Regions from separate parts of the Homo sapiens genome. Here regions 2, 3, 4 and 5 are each linked to region 1. The links are chromatin contacts, found by Hi-C in ENCODE. All regions are on one chromosome and are shown on one strand. The core of a region is the stretch at or near the end of the contact, and the rest is flanking DNA. Distances in the headings are between cores, read along the strand shown.

Region 1 (2,603 bases), core at 43-2,542:
TGGCCTCGGGAAGCCCACCCATGTCACATGTGGGGCTGCCGGAGAGGCCCAGCCCGAGATCCCGGCTGCAGGTCCCACTGATGGCGGCATCGTCTGTAGGAGACTCCCTCTGGAGTCTCCAGGCTCTGGCCCCAAGGCTTCCCCGAGGAGGCTGCAGACCTTGGGGAGGAGGCCTGGGCCATCCCAAGTGGCCTGTCGGAGTCTCTGACTCACAGGCGCTGTGAGCAGCAAGCATGGTCGTCCCGCAGCCTAGGCCTGGGCGCCTATTGTGCATCCCAGAAGCTGGAACGCGTGCTGGGCACAGACAGCTCCTCAGAGCAGAGTGGCCAAGCTGTGGCACGTCTGGGGGCCGATCCCCGTAGGGCTGAGTCTGCCAGGGGCACCAGCCACAATCCTGAGTACTGATTATGCACTGGCTGAACAAGCTGTCCCCAGCGGCTCTGCTGTGGTTCTTTGGTTGAAGCAAACGCTGGCGCTGGGTCTCACCTGCCTCCACACTTGCCCTGGCTCCTGGAGGCTCCAAGGGATGGGGCATCTCGTGAACAGGTGGGGCCTGGGTCTGGCCAACTGTGTTTGCCTCTGGCGGTGGCCAGGTCCAGCACCAGCACTTTGCTCACTCTGGTCCCCAGAGGGCTGGGCAGGTGCTGCGGCAGGAGGTGCCCCTGACCGCGTGGCCTGCTGGAAAGGAGCCTCCCAGCTCAGCGGCAGCCGGAGACAGTGTCCAGAGTGCCCGCAGTGCCACCCGAGCTCAGAGCCTCTCCCAGCGCCAGCACGATCAGAGGATGCTTTAACCGAAGCCATTAAGCTGTCACGGCCCATCCGCCTCCCGCCCCTTCCTGTCAGTTACTGCAGGCGGGGGGGACGCGGGGGGCAGCAGCAGCGGGGTGGGGGGAGCCCCTCCGCTTCCCTGAGTCACCGCCATCCGGCCAGACTGCCCACCACCGGCTCTGAGCTCATCGGCTCTGCGGTCAATCACTTCCCTCTGGAGCTGGGCAAGGCACTGGGGAAACGTGGGCCTGAGCAGGACTTTGCAGCCAAGGCCACTGGACTAGCTTGAGAGTCCTGGGCAGCATCCAGGCACGGGCTCCAGGCCTTCTGCCCCAGCTCGAGGTGCCATAGCAGGTGCCTCTCATGGGATTGGGGCAAGTGGCACAGTCTTGAGGCTCCCCCAGTCAGACCCTTCCCCCTTCTCCCCAGGCCATGGTGGGCAGGTGGCCACTTCCGTTGCTGCCTGTGTCTGAGGACATTGGCCCAGGGTTGGCAAGAAGAGGAAGGTGTTGCATCAACATGCAGCACATTCACCTGACAAGGAGCTGGCCGCAGCCTCCGCTGCCAAACGGTGACGGTGCTGGCTGGTGCCCCCAGGAGCTGTTCACCACCTCCCGGGCTAATGGCGCTTGCTGCCTGGCACACAGCAGGTGACTACACTGCATGGCTTATAAATGTGGCCTCTGCCAGGAAATCCTGGGAAAGAGCCAGGGAGGTGACGTTTTATCCACGAGCCTGCTATGGCTTAGCCTAGCCCTCCCCTAACTGTGACCAAGCTCTGGATGAGACACAGACAACTACTGAGGACCTGCAAAGTAAGGAGACTGCAGGGCGGAGGCGGAACTTGGAGGAGTGACCTGCCGTGGAGTTTCTGGTTTCCTCCTTGTGGCTTTGTCTGGAGGGCAAGCCCCACTCTCAGATCCACATGGCAACACAAGCAGCTAAAACGCAGATAGAAACCCCAACCTGGGAAAAGGAGTCCTACAGGTAAGAAAGGGGTGGAACCCCAGAATGGGGAGAGCCGGGGAAGAAGAGAGGGGTGGAACCCTGGAAGGGGGAGAGCCGGGGAAGAGAGGGGGCAGAACCCCAGAAGGGGGAGAGTGGGGGAAGAGAGGGGGCAGAACCCTGGAAGGAGGAGAGCAGGGGAAAAGAGGGGGCGGAACCCTAGAAGGGGGAGAGCCAGGGAAGAGAGGGGGCGGAACCCCGGAAGGGGGAGGGCTGGACACGGCAATTGCCTAATTCTGTGCATGAATCCGCATAAGTCTCACAGTGCCACCCAGCAGTGCCAACCCAGCAAAGGTCTTGAGAACCACACTGAGAGAGGTGGGGTTTGGGATGAACCTGGCTGCTAAAGTGGAAACAGCAACGTTCCCCGAGGGCTAGGACAGCACCCAGAGTCCACACGGTGTGCTCAGACGTAAAACAAAATTACTCAATAGACACAAAACTAGGAAGGTGTGATCATCCTCAAGAGAACAGACAATGCTCAGATGCCAGCCCCAACTGACACAGATGCCTACAGCAGCCGCGGTAACTGCTTTGCGAGTTGCACGCATACACAGCACACGCACACACACCTCAGAAAGGAGCATTAGATGAAATGAATAATAAACCTCACAGAGAGGTAGGAAAAAAAATAAACAAATGAGTATTTTTGAACTAAAAGAATAGAGTATCTGCAATTAAAATTGTACTGATGGACTCAATAGCAGAATGGAGACAAAGGAAAGCCAGCGAACGTGAAGACAGATAAATAGAAAATATCCACTCCGAAGAACGAAGATAAAGAGGAAAAACAAGAACAAGCATCACGGGCCAGCTGGGGTCGTATCGAA
Region 2 (2,603 bases), core at 62-2,561, 480 kb after region 1:
GTTTGGAATGAGTGCGTTCTTCTACACATGAAGTTCCCTGTGACCTAAGCAGCGTTTCAGACGCGTCTAGACACTTCAAGAACCCCTGGGAGCCTAGCGCCAGATCCAGCACACACACGGGCTTAGGCAGACGTGGCTCCACGGGCACTTTTCTCTGAGAGGCAGGGGAAGTGCACTCCCCGTCTTCTCTGGGTGATGAAGACAAAGAAACTCTGGACCACCCGCTGCCTCAACAACCTCAGAGATTCTGACTCTAAAGAGCCCCCCTCCTGTAAGTCCTCCAGCGGCCACAGCCGGTTACGAGCACCCACAGGCGGCTGTCACCAAAAGGTAAGCCCCACAGTGGGAAGGTCAGGATAGAGCAGGAGAACCGTTTAAACCGGGGCATCTGGCTGCCAACGGATGCTTCTGCCTTGGCAGGAGGCCGCATTAGGACGCGGTATTTGTTCAGGATCAAGGCCCCAGCTGTCTAATAAGTTCCAGAAAGGCTTGCAGGATTCGCGTGTTGTGACCCCACCCCCAGCCTTCGGGAGACGCCGGGACACTGGCCCCGCCACCCGACCTCGAGGCTCCCCCGCAGGGATCCCCCCAGGCTGGCGGGGAGGAGGCCCGCTGACGGGAGCCGCCCTGCTCCTCGGAGCTGGCACCTGCAGAGGTGGGCTGGGCGGCCGAGGGGGCGGCACCGCGGGGGCCGGGCCCGCCCCTCACCAAACACCGCCGGGCGCCCGCGCACAATCCCGCCGCCCTGGGAGCCCAGGGAGACCATTGTGCGGCCGGCTACGCTGGGGGAGGGTGGCGCGCGGGAAGGGGGCGCCTCGGGGGCGTCCGGGGTGAAGGCGCGGGCAGGGGATCTCGGGCCGGGTGTGCCCTGGGTGGGTTCTGGGCGGGGTCTGGGCGCCAGGCTCCGGGGCGCCCCGGGGCGGGGAGGGCACCGCAGGCCGGGGCTGTTGGCGGACGGGGGTCAGCGGGCTCGGGCGGGCGGCGGCCGCTACCTTTGGCGAGCGCCACGGTGGAGTTGTCGGTGTCGATGGTGTAGAGAATGCCCTCGTAGCGGATCTGCGCCTTGGAGATGAGGCTGATCTTGCTGCCCAGATACGGGGTGCCTGAGGAGCCGCTCATGGCGGCGGCCGGGGTGCGTCGGGCCGCGGTGGGGAAGGAGCGCCGGGCCGCGGCCCGCTCCGCCGCCGCGCGGTGGCCTGGCCGCCCGCTCCTGCGCTCCTCCGCCCGCCGCCGCCTCCGCCTGGGCGCCTCCTCGCCACCGCCCGAGGGGCCTGCGCGGGCACCGAGCGAACCAAGAAGGGGCGCGCGACTGGGGCTCTGAGAGGAGCGCGGGGGAGGAGGGGCCGCCGCAGCCACATCCGGGGCCTCGCGCCGCCACGCACCGCCACGCACCGCCCCTTCACGCTCGCCGCCCATTGGCTCGCCGCGCCCGCCGTCCTTTAAATATGGCCGGGCCGCCAGCTGGGGGGCGGGCCCTCGCGTCGTTCCTGCGCAGCAAGGCGCCGCTGGCCGGGGGCGGGTCTCCCCGGCGATCCGCCCCACCCTCGGCCGGCTCCCGGCGGGCCCCTCGCGGAGCTGGGAGCACGAGACTGAGCGGGCGGGGGGAGGGGTGGGAAGCGGCCCGGGAGGAGCGCGCGTGCGCGTGGGCGGGCGGCTGCGGTTTGCACGCTCAGTGGGCGGGACCGGGGAGGAGCGCCAGGCCCCGCCCGCGCGCGTGCCGGCGCCGCCCCGGACCCTGGGCGCCGCGAACACGGGGGCTTTGCCCCCTTGGCCTCAGTTTCCCCTCCTACAGAAGTGGGGTCCGGACGACTCCCCTATCTTGGGCCAGATGCGCCTATAGCCCTCACCCTCATGGGGGACCGGGGAGTGGCGGAGGCCCTGGGCGCCGGGTGTTCCCGGGCAGCCCCGGGACTCCCGCCCCAGTGCCCAGGTGCCGGCGGGGGGCGGGCGCGGCGGCAGCTCCCGGGAAGGCGGCGCTTCCGGCGTGGCAGCCTCTAAATATAACATGCTGAGCACACTTTCTCTTTTAATCCTGCCCCTCCTCCCAAAGCCTGCCGCAGCTTTCCATTTCCCTTAAAATAAATTCTGACTGGCTACCGGGGGCCTCGGAGCCTCCGCTCGTACCCGGGGCTGCGGCCCGGAGGCCTTGCCCACCTCCCCGGCCGTGGAGGAAGCTCGGCCGCCCGCCGTCGCTTAGCTGCGGGCCCTCCTCGCGTATACTCCGCGTGATTAGTGACCGAGGGCGCGCGGTGTGTGCTTTTTTTGCTTCCGTCTTGACCGTGAACATCATCAGATCACGGACCAATATTGGGTCCTGGAAAAAAAAAGTAGTGGGTGGTGACTATAAAAATGCAATAGGCTGGGCGCGGTGGCTCACGCCTGTAATCCCAACACTTTGGGAGGCGGAGGCGGGCGGATCACTTGAGGTGAGGAGTTCAAGACCAGCCTGGGCAAAATGGTGAAACCCTGTCTCTACTCTAAAAATACAAAAAAACTAGCCGGGCGTGGTGACAGACACGTGTAATCCCCAGCTACTCGGGAGTCTGAGGCAGGAGAATCGCTTGAGCCTGAGACGTGAAGATTGCAGTCAGCAGAGATCTCAC
Region 3 (2,603 bases), core at 104-2,603, 410 kb before region 1:
TTATGCCCCCCATCCCTCTCATTTCTTAGGAACAGGAATCAGAGGTCACTGACTGGCTCACGGGAATAAACGGGATCAGTCTCTTGTGTTCCGTTGGCCTGTGGGGCTTTATAAGAGACAGGTTTAATTTGAGATAAGTGGACCCAGCTGTTTATTCCCAGAAGTTTAACTGTAGTTGGGGTACTAAGGAGAACTTGATAGAGTCCCCTCCACTTGGGGGGAAAGTTGATCTGCTGAGGATCCTTCCTTCCAAGTTTGCAATAGGACCCAGTCTCCCAGCTGGGTTGGAACCAGATTGTCTTCCTCAGTGGGGGAAGGGAGTCTCTGATTTCCATAGTCAAGGAGTGCGTTTTGCACTTGTCCTAAGTTGATCACATAATTCTGTAGCTTGAAAGTATCTATGTCTATTAGGAGGTCTGTAGTTAAGAAAGGCCTTCTATACATTATTTCAAAAGTGCTGAGATGCAGATTTCCCTTAGGGGCCATTCGAACCCGTAATAAGGCTACAGGTAATAAAGACCTCCAGGTTTCTGATGTCTCTTGGCATAGTTTAGCAAGAGTCCTTTTTAGAGTTTGATTAGCTCTTTCTACTTTCCCCAAAGACTGTGGCCTCCGTGCCGAGTCAAGGCGGCACTGAATTCCTAGGGCTGAAGATGTGTTTCGGGTAACTGTCGCTGTGAAAGGTGAGCCATTATCGCTCTGTAAGCTCTTAGGCAGCCCAACTCTAGGAATTATTTCCTTTAGTAGGAGTTTAGAAACCTCAATTGCCTTTTCAAACCGGGCAGTAGCGCACGCCTGTAATCCCAGCACTTTGGGAGGCCGAGGCGGGTGGATCACGAGGTCAGGAGATCGAGACCATCCTGGCTAATACGGTGAAACCCCGTCTCTAATAAAAATACAAAAAATTAGCCGGGCGTGGTAGCGGGCGCCTGTAGTCCCAGCTACTCGGGCGGCTGAGGCAGGAGAATGGCGGGAACCCGGGAGGTGGAGCTTGCAGTGAGCCGAGATCGCACCACTGCACTCCAGCCTGGGCGACAGAGCGAGACTCCGTCTCAAAAAAAAAAAAAAAAAAAGAAAAGAAAAAAAAACCACATAAAATAGTAAATGTTTGCAAGAATACGAAGAGATTGGAGCCCTTGTCCGTTGCTGTTGGAATGTACAATGGTGCAGCTGCTGTGGGAAGCAGCGTGTGGGAACCTCTGAAGACCACGTGAGAACTCCCTGAAAGAACTGAAAGCAGGGGCTGAACAGGTGCGCTCATCGCTCCCACGGGCCAAACGCTGGAAATAAACAAGATGGACGCGAACGTGCGGAGACCGCATGAGGTCATTTCCTGAGGTACTTGGAGCAGTCAAATGCAGAGGTGGGCGGCGGAGTCGTGGTTTCCAGCGGGTGGGGGAGGAGGGGAGCCGGGGTTACTGGGGACAGAGTTTCAGTTTGGGAAGATACAAACATTCTGGAGTTGGATGGGGGCGTCGGCTGCACAACACCGCGGTTGTGTACAATGCCCCTGGGCTGTGCACCTGAAAATGGTCACAACGATCAACTTCATGTGATACACATTTTGACAGAGCACATATACACACGAAAGAAAAGGTGGAGTCTTCAAATCCCAGGGCCTGGGCGTTGTCCCTAGAAGCCAAACAGTGTGGGTCCCAGGGTCGGGGCAGGGGCCTGCGGTAGGATTTCTTTCCTCCTCCCTGTTTTGATCTCTAGAAGACCCTACGTCCTGTGGAAGGGGAGCACTGAGGAGGCGCCGTCTCTGGGAGAGGCAGGGTGGGTTGTTCCAGTTACTAGCACCATTGCCCTGCAGGCAAGAAGCTGGCTGGCCCAAGACCACCCAGCGGGGGCTCCCTCCCGCTCCCCCCACCCAGCCTGACCTCCTGGTGCGCCCACTGTGCCCCACCAGACCTCCCTTCCCCAATCCCAGCAGCATGGACAGCAGTGACGCCCACAGGGTGCTCACTCGGGCCACAGCACACCCCGGTCTTTGGGCACCCCCAGGGCCAGGGCGCGGTGGGAGCCAGGGGCCGCTGCAGGGGCGGCTGCCGGCCACAGGTGCTGTCTCCTGGGAGGGCGGGGGAACCACCGGTTCAGAACAGCCCGGGACAAGTGAGTCCGCAGTTACAGACCCACTCCGCAGGGCCGTCGCTAGACCACACGTGTTGTGGACAGACCCCACTTTACAGCTGTGGAAACTGAGGCCAGAAAGGCTGAGCAGCTGGCCTGGTCAACGCCTCCGCCGCTTCGCAGCCTCCACAGCCTCTGCCCAGAGGAGGTTCGAGAAGCTGGCCAAGGTGCGGGGCTGCTTCATCGGCTGGGACCCCCGCTCAGCCCTCAACCCCCCAGGCTCACCTGCTGCTGTGCAAACTGGCAGCGTCCAACCCCAGCTCGGAGGGGCGCTCGATGGCGGAGACGGCAGGTTCCTCCAGCTCCCCTATCATGTGGGCGCCTGTGAAACAGCCCCCAGCGTCCACCTGCGCAGAATCCGGGAGGGCCTGGGAACCCGCAGTTTCGCCCCTCCCGGGCCCTCTGAGAAACACGGGTTCTGAGCCTCTGGGTGCAACTCCCAGACAGCCAGCAGGTGGCAGCGTCGCACCGAA
Region 4 (2,603 bases), core at 63-2,562, 360 kb after region 1:
TATCAGCAAAGTGCTACATGTCCGGATGAAGGAGTTGAGGCTGACAGCCAGAAAAGAGGCCATGGGCACGAGTTAGGAAGGGCAGCAGGGACGGCCGTGGCTTCCCAGCATGTGGCCCCTGCACCAGTTCCGGGCTCCTCAACTCTCCGCTGTCCTCACCACACATCCAGCTGGTGGGAAGGCCGCACAGCACCCAGCCAGGCCCACAGCAGGCATTCGAGAAACGTCTATCCAACCAAACCGAATGGGACCCCTTCTCCAGGTGTTCCGGGCAGTCATCCCAAAGCTGCCGGAGCCAGGCTAGGCCAGGGCCTGTCCTAGAGGACGGTTCAGATAGAAACGCCCCTGGGAGGTGACCCTCACCCCAGGAGAGCCTGCAACACCCCGACACCCACTGCCTCGTCGCCGGTCCTCCCATGAAGCGGGGAGGCTGAGGTGCTGTGACGACCTAACAGTCTTGGTCTGGGCTTATAAACTTGGAAAGTCTAAAGACGTATTCTTCTGAGTACCAAAATATAACTGGCGAAAGAAGGAACCTCTTAAAATTACATTACCAAAGATAGGTTTTAGGTAGCAAGTTCTCAACCGTGTGTAGTCTGCTAAGATTTATAAATTAAAAACAAAAACAGAGCCCAGGGGAACGGACAAGGGCTCGCGGGCACCCTCCCCGGGACGACGTGCACACAGGCCTGCGGGACAAGAAGGCCAGGGTCGGAGTGGGACTGCGTCTCCCTGCCCTTCTTCCCGGCGGAACTCGCCCTCCTCACCTACAGGATCGCCCTAAATGCGCACGAAATCCTTCCCTGTTCCCGGTGAGGTGGTGAGAGAGGGCGAGGCCGCGAGCAGGTGCGCCCGTCCCCACTTCCTGCTCAGCGGGGCAGCAGGGGGGCTGGGGATCTCGGGGGGGCCGGGCCGGGGGTCCCGGGATCGCAGTTGCCGGGCGACCGCAGGGGGAAGGGTGCGGGGGCCGCGGGACCCAGGCCCAGGCCCCACGCCCGGCCGGAACTTTCCTCCCAAAGTTTCCCCGGGGCGCCAGGCTGCGGCCTAGGCCGGGCGCGCCTCCCAGTGGGGGTCGAGGCCGGGGCCGGGGCCGGGGCTGGAGGCGGCCTGCGGACCCGGGTCCTGCCCGGCCCGCCCTCCCCTCCCCGCCCCGGCTCCAGCCCCAGCCCGCGGCCCAGGCCCCGCAGCTCGCCGGGGTCCCGGGCCTTCGCGTGGCGGCGGCGGGGGCCACTCACCTGGACGCGGGTCCCTCGGTTGCCGGCCGAGCTCACTGCCGCCCCGCCCCCGCCCCGTAGGCCCGCGACCCACTGACACCGAGGCGGAAGTGCGGCCCGCCGCCTCGCCGACTGACAGCCCGCGCCCGCCACTCGCTGCGCCCGGCGCCGCCGCGTCGGCCGCTGCCTGCCCAATCAGCGCCCGGCCCGAGGCTCGCGCCGGGGGGTGGGACTATGCTAATCCCTTCGCGAAGGGCCTCTACCTGTGCCCCCTCAGAGCCCCGCCCACGCAGCGGAGTGACGGCAAGGACAGCCAGTCACAGCAGGAGAGAGGCGGGGTTATGCCGCCCCTGAGCCAAAAGGGGAGGGAGGCAAGGAGGAAAGGGCGTGGCTGCAGAGAGCAGAGTTGACAAACAGTGAGTCAGGTGGCCCGGGGCGTGGGTGCTCCGCCCTCAGGTGCACTGCGTCCTGGCGGCAGTGCGGGCCTGCGAGGCTACCCAAAGCCCTGGGGGCTTTTTCCTACAAATGCTGGGGACCGTGCGATAGCTGGGGCGTAGCTGCTTCCACTGTCCTACCAAATCCTGAATATCGTCCACCTCCTTTGCATGCCATTCACCGCCAACCAAAATCCAGCGCCAATTTACCCCTCCAGCTGCATCCCCGACCGTTTCACCACCATACTTAAAACCCTTTGGACTCCCACTGACCTACAGTGGCTCCAGGGTTAAGCCCAGAAGTTCTGGAATCAGACCTGGAGCTTGCATTCTTTACCAGCTGTGTGGATTTGGACAAATTAATTAACCTCTCTGAGTCTGTGATCACTCAGTTTCATCTGCAAACCAGGGTTCCCCTGTCAACATCTCATTGAAGTCATGGGTCTGGTTTGAGGTGAGTGGAGTGGCATAAACCAGGCTGGCTACATAGTCACAGCAGTTGGTTTAGGGGTCAGCCTGTGACCCAGTTCTAGCCAAAGAGGCTCAGTCCTGGGACTTTTGCTGTAGGGTCAGAGTTCAGACCGGAGGGGAGGCTGAAGTCAAATGACTCTCCCATCTGCCCACAGACCTCTCCAGAGCTGGGTTAGGTGAGAGAGGGAAGGGGCCAGTCTTCCACATCTCACTACCCGAGAACAGGGCTGCACGAGAATGAAGCCAGCCCAGAGGAAAGCCGGAGCAACCACGGCCGGGTCACGTGGACCCTGCTGCACCTCAGCAGGTCCTTTCCTTGACTTTTCAGTTACGTGAACCACATGCTTGTTTCTGCTTCAGCCCATTTGAGGTAAAGCCAAGAGTCCTGGGCTTCCTGTGGCCTTGAGAGCTCTGGCAGATGACCCGTGACCCCGCAGTGCGTCCTGCAGCAAAGCCAGCCCCCGTTGGGCCTCTGCACCCCCTC
Region 5 (2,603 bases), core at 60-2,559, 270 kb after region 1:
GGAATGCAGCCCCGGCTTTCACGGCTTCCCCAGCTGTGTCCGTGAGTGCCTAGGGAGGAAGTGGTGGGGAGGCAGGTGCAGTCTCCACTGCGTGCCCACAGCTATCCTTGTCTGCAGCCTGCCACTGCTCTGCTGAAGGCTCCCTGCACGCAGCCTGTGACCCCCGGAGTGGGCAGTGCAGCTGCCGGCCCCGTGTGACGGGGCTGCGGTGTGACACATGTGTGCCCGGTGCCTACAACTTCCCCTACTGCGAAGGTGAGCAGGCAGGTGGCTGTGTGCACCAGGTGCCGGGCCTGTGTGTGGGTCTGTGCTGTTCACACGCTGCCTGCCTTCCTGTGAGGCTGTTCACGTGCATCTTGCTGTGTGTACTGCGACTGCGTCCCCACGCTCTGTGTTCGCACCTTGTTCACATGCCGTGCAGGGGTGTCCGCGTACTGCCCGTGTCTGCGTGCTGTGCATCCGCGCCTGTCGTGTCTCGTATGGGTGCATGTGTTGCGTTCTGTGTGTGTACGGGTGTCATGTGTTGCTTGTGTGGGTGTGTGTGTCACCTAAGTGTGGGTGCCTGTGTCACGTAAGTGGGTTTGTGTGTCACGTGGGTGCATGTGTTGCGTGTCGCATGTGGGCGCGTGTCGCATAAGTGGGTGCGCGTATCGCATAAGTGGGTGCGCGTATCGCGTGTCTCAAGTGTGGGTGTGCGTGTTCATGTCCTTTCACGGGCGTGTGGGTGTGTTAGTGCACGTGTAGTGGGTGCATCTTCACGTGCGTTTGTGTGCTTGTTCAGACGTGTGTCACACACTGCGTGTGGAATGTACACGGGTACCCCACGCGGTGCACGTTTGCGTGCATGTCCATGAGCAGGTGCTGTGTGGTGGGATGGCACGTCCGTTGCTGCGGAGGGAGCAGGGAGGTGCGTGTTTTCAGGCCGTCCATGTGGATGAGAGGCACCTGTGCTGGTCCTCAGCTCCTGTGGGACCGTGGGTTCTGGCTGGGCCTGGGACACCCTTGGCCTTCCGGGTTGGTCACTGGGAAATGACCGAGGCATGGTCCTCTCTTCACAGCTGGCTCTTGCCACCCTGCCGGTCTGGCCCCAGTGGATCCTGCCCTTCCTGAGGTGAGCCCAAGTCTGCTCGTGTGTGGGAGATGGGTGAGGACCCAGGCCAAGCTAAAAGTCCCGAGTCCGGTGAGACCAGGGCTTCCTGCCTGCTGCTCAGTTGCCATGGCAACCCCAGGGCCTGTCTGCTCCTTAGGCTGGTCCTCTGCCCCCACTGCAGGTGACTCCTGTGAGTCACAGGTGAGGGCCCTCAGCCCTCACCACCCCTTGTCAGGGCTCTATGGCTCTATGGTTTGTGGGTGGGAGAGCAGGGCGCCCGCTCTGACCTGCAGTCTTGTCCTCTCCCAGGCACAGGTTCCCTGTATGTGCCGGGCTCACGTGGAGGGGCCGAGCTGTGACCGCTGCAAACCTGGGTTCTGGGGACTGAGCCCCAGCAACCCCGAGGGCTGTACCCGTGAGTGTGCCCTGGAGTATTGGGGTACAGGGGTTCCTTGGGGAACTGTGCCCACAAGTATATCCTGGAGGGAGTGTTGGGGTGCAGGGTTCCTGGAGGGGCTGGAGCCAGTGAGTGTGCCCTGGAGGGAGTGGTGGGATATGGGGTTCCTCGGGGATTGTACCCATGAGTGTGCCCTGAAGGGAATGTTGGGGTGCGGGGTTCCTCAGGGGGGCTGCGAGTGTGCCCTGAGGGAGTATTGGGGGTATGAGGGTTCCTTGGGGGGCTAGAGCCTGTGAGTGTGCCCTAAAGGGAGTATTGGGGTATAGGGGTTCCTCGGAGGGGCTGCACCTGTGAGTGTGCCCTGGAGGGAGTGTTGGGGTGTGGGGTTCCTCAGGGGATGGCACCCATGAGTGTGTCCTGGAGGGAGTGTTGGGGTGTGGGGTTCCTCGGGATTGCACCCATGAGTGTGTCCTGGAGGGAATGTTGGGGTGCAGGGGTTCCTGGGGGGGTACTGGAGTCCATGAGGGTGTCCTGGAGGGAATGTTGGGGTGCAGGGGGTTCCTGCGTGGGACTGGAGTCCATGAGTGTGCCCTGGAGAGAGTGTTGGGGTACGGGGTTTCCTCGGGGTGCTGGAGCCTGTGAGTGTGCTCTGGAGGGGGTGTTAGTGTGTGGGGGTTCCTCGGAGGGGCTGCACCCGTGAGTGTGCCCTGGAGGGAATGTTGGGGTGTGGAGTTCCTCAGGGGATTGTACCCATGAGGGTGTCCTGGAGGGAGTGTTGGGGTACAGGGGTTCCTGGGGGGGGGCTGGAGTCTGAGTGTGCTCTAGAGGGAGTATTGGGGTATGGGATTTCCTTGGGGGGCTGGAGCCTATAGTGTGCTCTGGAGGGAGTGTTGGGGTATAGGGGTTCCTTGGGGAACTGTACCTGCAAGTGTATCCTAGAGGGAGTGTCAGGGTGCAGGGGCTCCTGGGGGTGCTGGAGCCTGTGAGTGTGCCCTGGAGGGGGTGTTAGGGTGTGGGGGTTCCTCGGGGGGCTGGAGCCAGGCTCTCCTGCCCCACCAAGCATCTGAGTCCTGCCCTGCTCTCCCCAGGCTGCAGCTGCGACCTCAGGGGCACACT

Evidence for each region. A loop is a pair of places that touch in the nucleus more often than their neighbours do. Pooled maps may share reads with other maps.
Region 2: a pooled map shows a loop between it and region 1 (3-fold over the local background). The contact joins the promoter of LSM14B here to the promoter of LINC02970 in region 1. A Hi-C loop is called at or near these places in 2 of 37 single-sample maps with no recorded cell type and 4 of 50 pooled maps.
Region 3: a pooled map shows a loop between it and region 1 (4-fold over the local background). The contact joins the enhancer-like site here to the promoter of LINC02970 in region 1. A Hi-C loop is called at or near these places in 2 of 37 single-sample maps with no recorded cell type and 4 of 50 pooled maps.
Region 4: a loop to region 1 is called in a pooled map, with 2.4 times the contacts of the local background. The contact joins the promoter of OSBPL2 here to the promoter of LINC02970 in region 1. A Hi-C loop is called at or near these places in 2 of 37 single-sample maps with no recorded cell type and 7 of 50 pooled maps.
Region 5: a loop to region 1 is called in a map of OCI-LY7, with 5 times the contacts of the local background. The contact joins the enhancer-like site here to the promoter of LINC02970 in region 1. A Hi-C loop is called at or near these places in 1 of 168 maps with a recorded cell type or tissue (OCI-LY7), 4 of 37 single-sample maps with no recorded cell type and 5 of 50 pooled maps.

What each region holds. Positions count from the first base shown.
Region 1 is chr20:62,602,130-62,604,732 of GRCh38, reverse strand. LINC02970 (long intergenic non-protein coding RNA 2970) reads left to right here and starts at 1,292. Exons shown (of 2, transcript NR_184037.1): 1 at 1,292-1,755. RefSeq lists enhancers at 1-291, 292-1,081 and a silencer at 824-973.
Region 2 is chr20:62,121,183-62,123,785 of GRCh38, reverse strand. It overlaps LSM14B (LSM family member 14B), which reads right to left and starts at 1,311. Exons shown (of 9, transcript NM_144703.3): 1 at 993-1,311. The coding sequence starts at 1,119. LOC105372706 (a long non-coding RNA gene) reads left to right here and starts at 102. Exons shown (of 3, transcript XR_936963.2): 1 at 102-330. RefSeq lists enhancers at 1-422, 423-1,111, 1,112-1,799 and silencers at 463-1,002, 1,163-2,252.
Region 3 is chr20:63,009,226-63,011,828 of GRCh38, reverse strand. No RefSeq gene overlaps it. Among named protein-coding and RNA genes, the nearest start is that of BHLHE23, 3.6 kb to the right of the region's middle. RefSeq lists an enhancer at 1,092-1,411 and silencers at 1,732-1,811, 1,822-2,121. Within about 2 kb of position 1,353, at least 2 of the 41 ENCODE cell types and tissues checked have a DNase peak (open chromatin) inside an H3K27ac peak, as active enhancers do.
Region 4 is chr20:62,237,230-62,239,832 of GRCh38, reverse strand. It overlaps OSBPL2 (oxysterol binding protein like 2), which reads right to left and starts at 1,312. Exons shown (of 14, transcript NM_144498.4): 1 at 1,236-1,312. RefSeq lists an enhancer at 1-487 and a silencer at 1,185-1,584.
Region 5 is chr20:62,335,242-62,337,844 of GRCh38, reverse strand. It overlaps LAMA5 (laminin subunit alpha 5), which reads left to right. Exons shown (of 80, transcript NM_005560.6): 15 at 1-41; 16 at 118-255; 17 at 1,059-1,111; 18 at 1,400-1,505; 19 at 2,576-2,603. Among named protein-coding and RNA genes, the nearest start is that of MIR4758, 4.0 kb to the right of the region's middle. Within about 2 kb of position 1,309, at least 2 of the 41 ENCODE cell types and tissues checked have a DNase peak (open chromatin) inside an H3K27ac peak, as active enhancers do; they include OCI-LY7, where a contact is called at or near this core.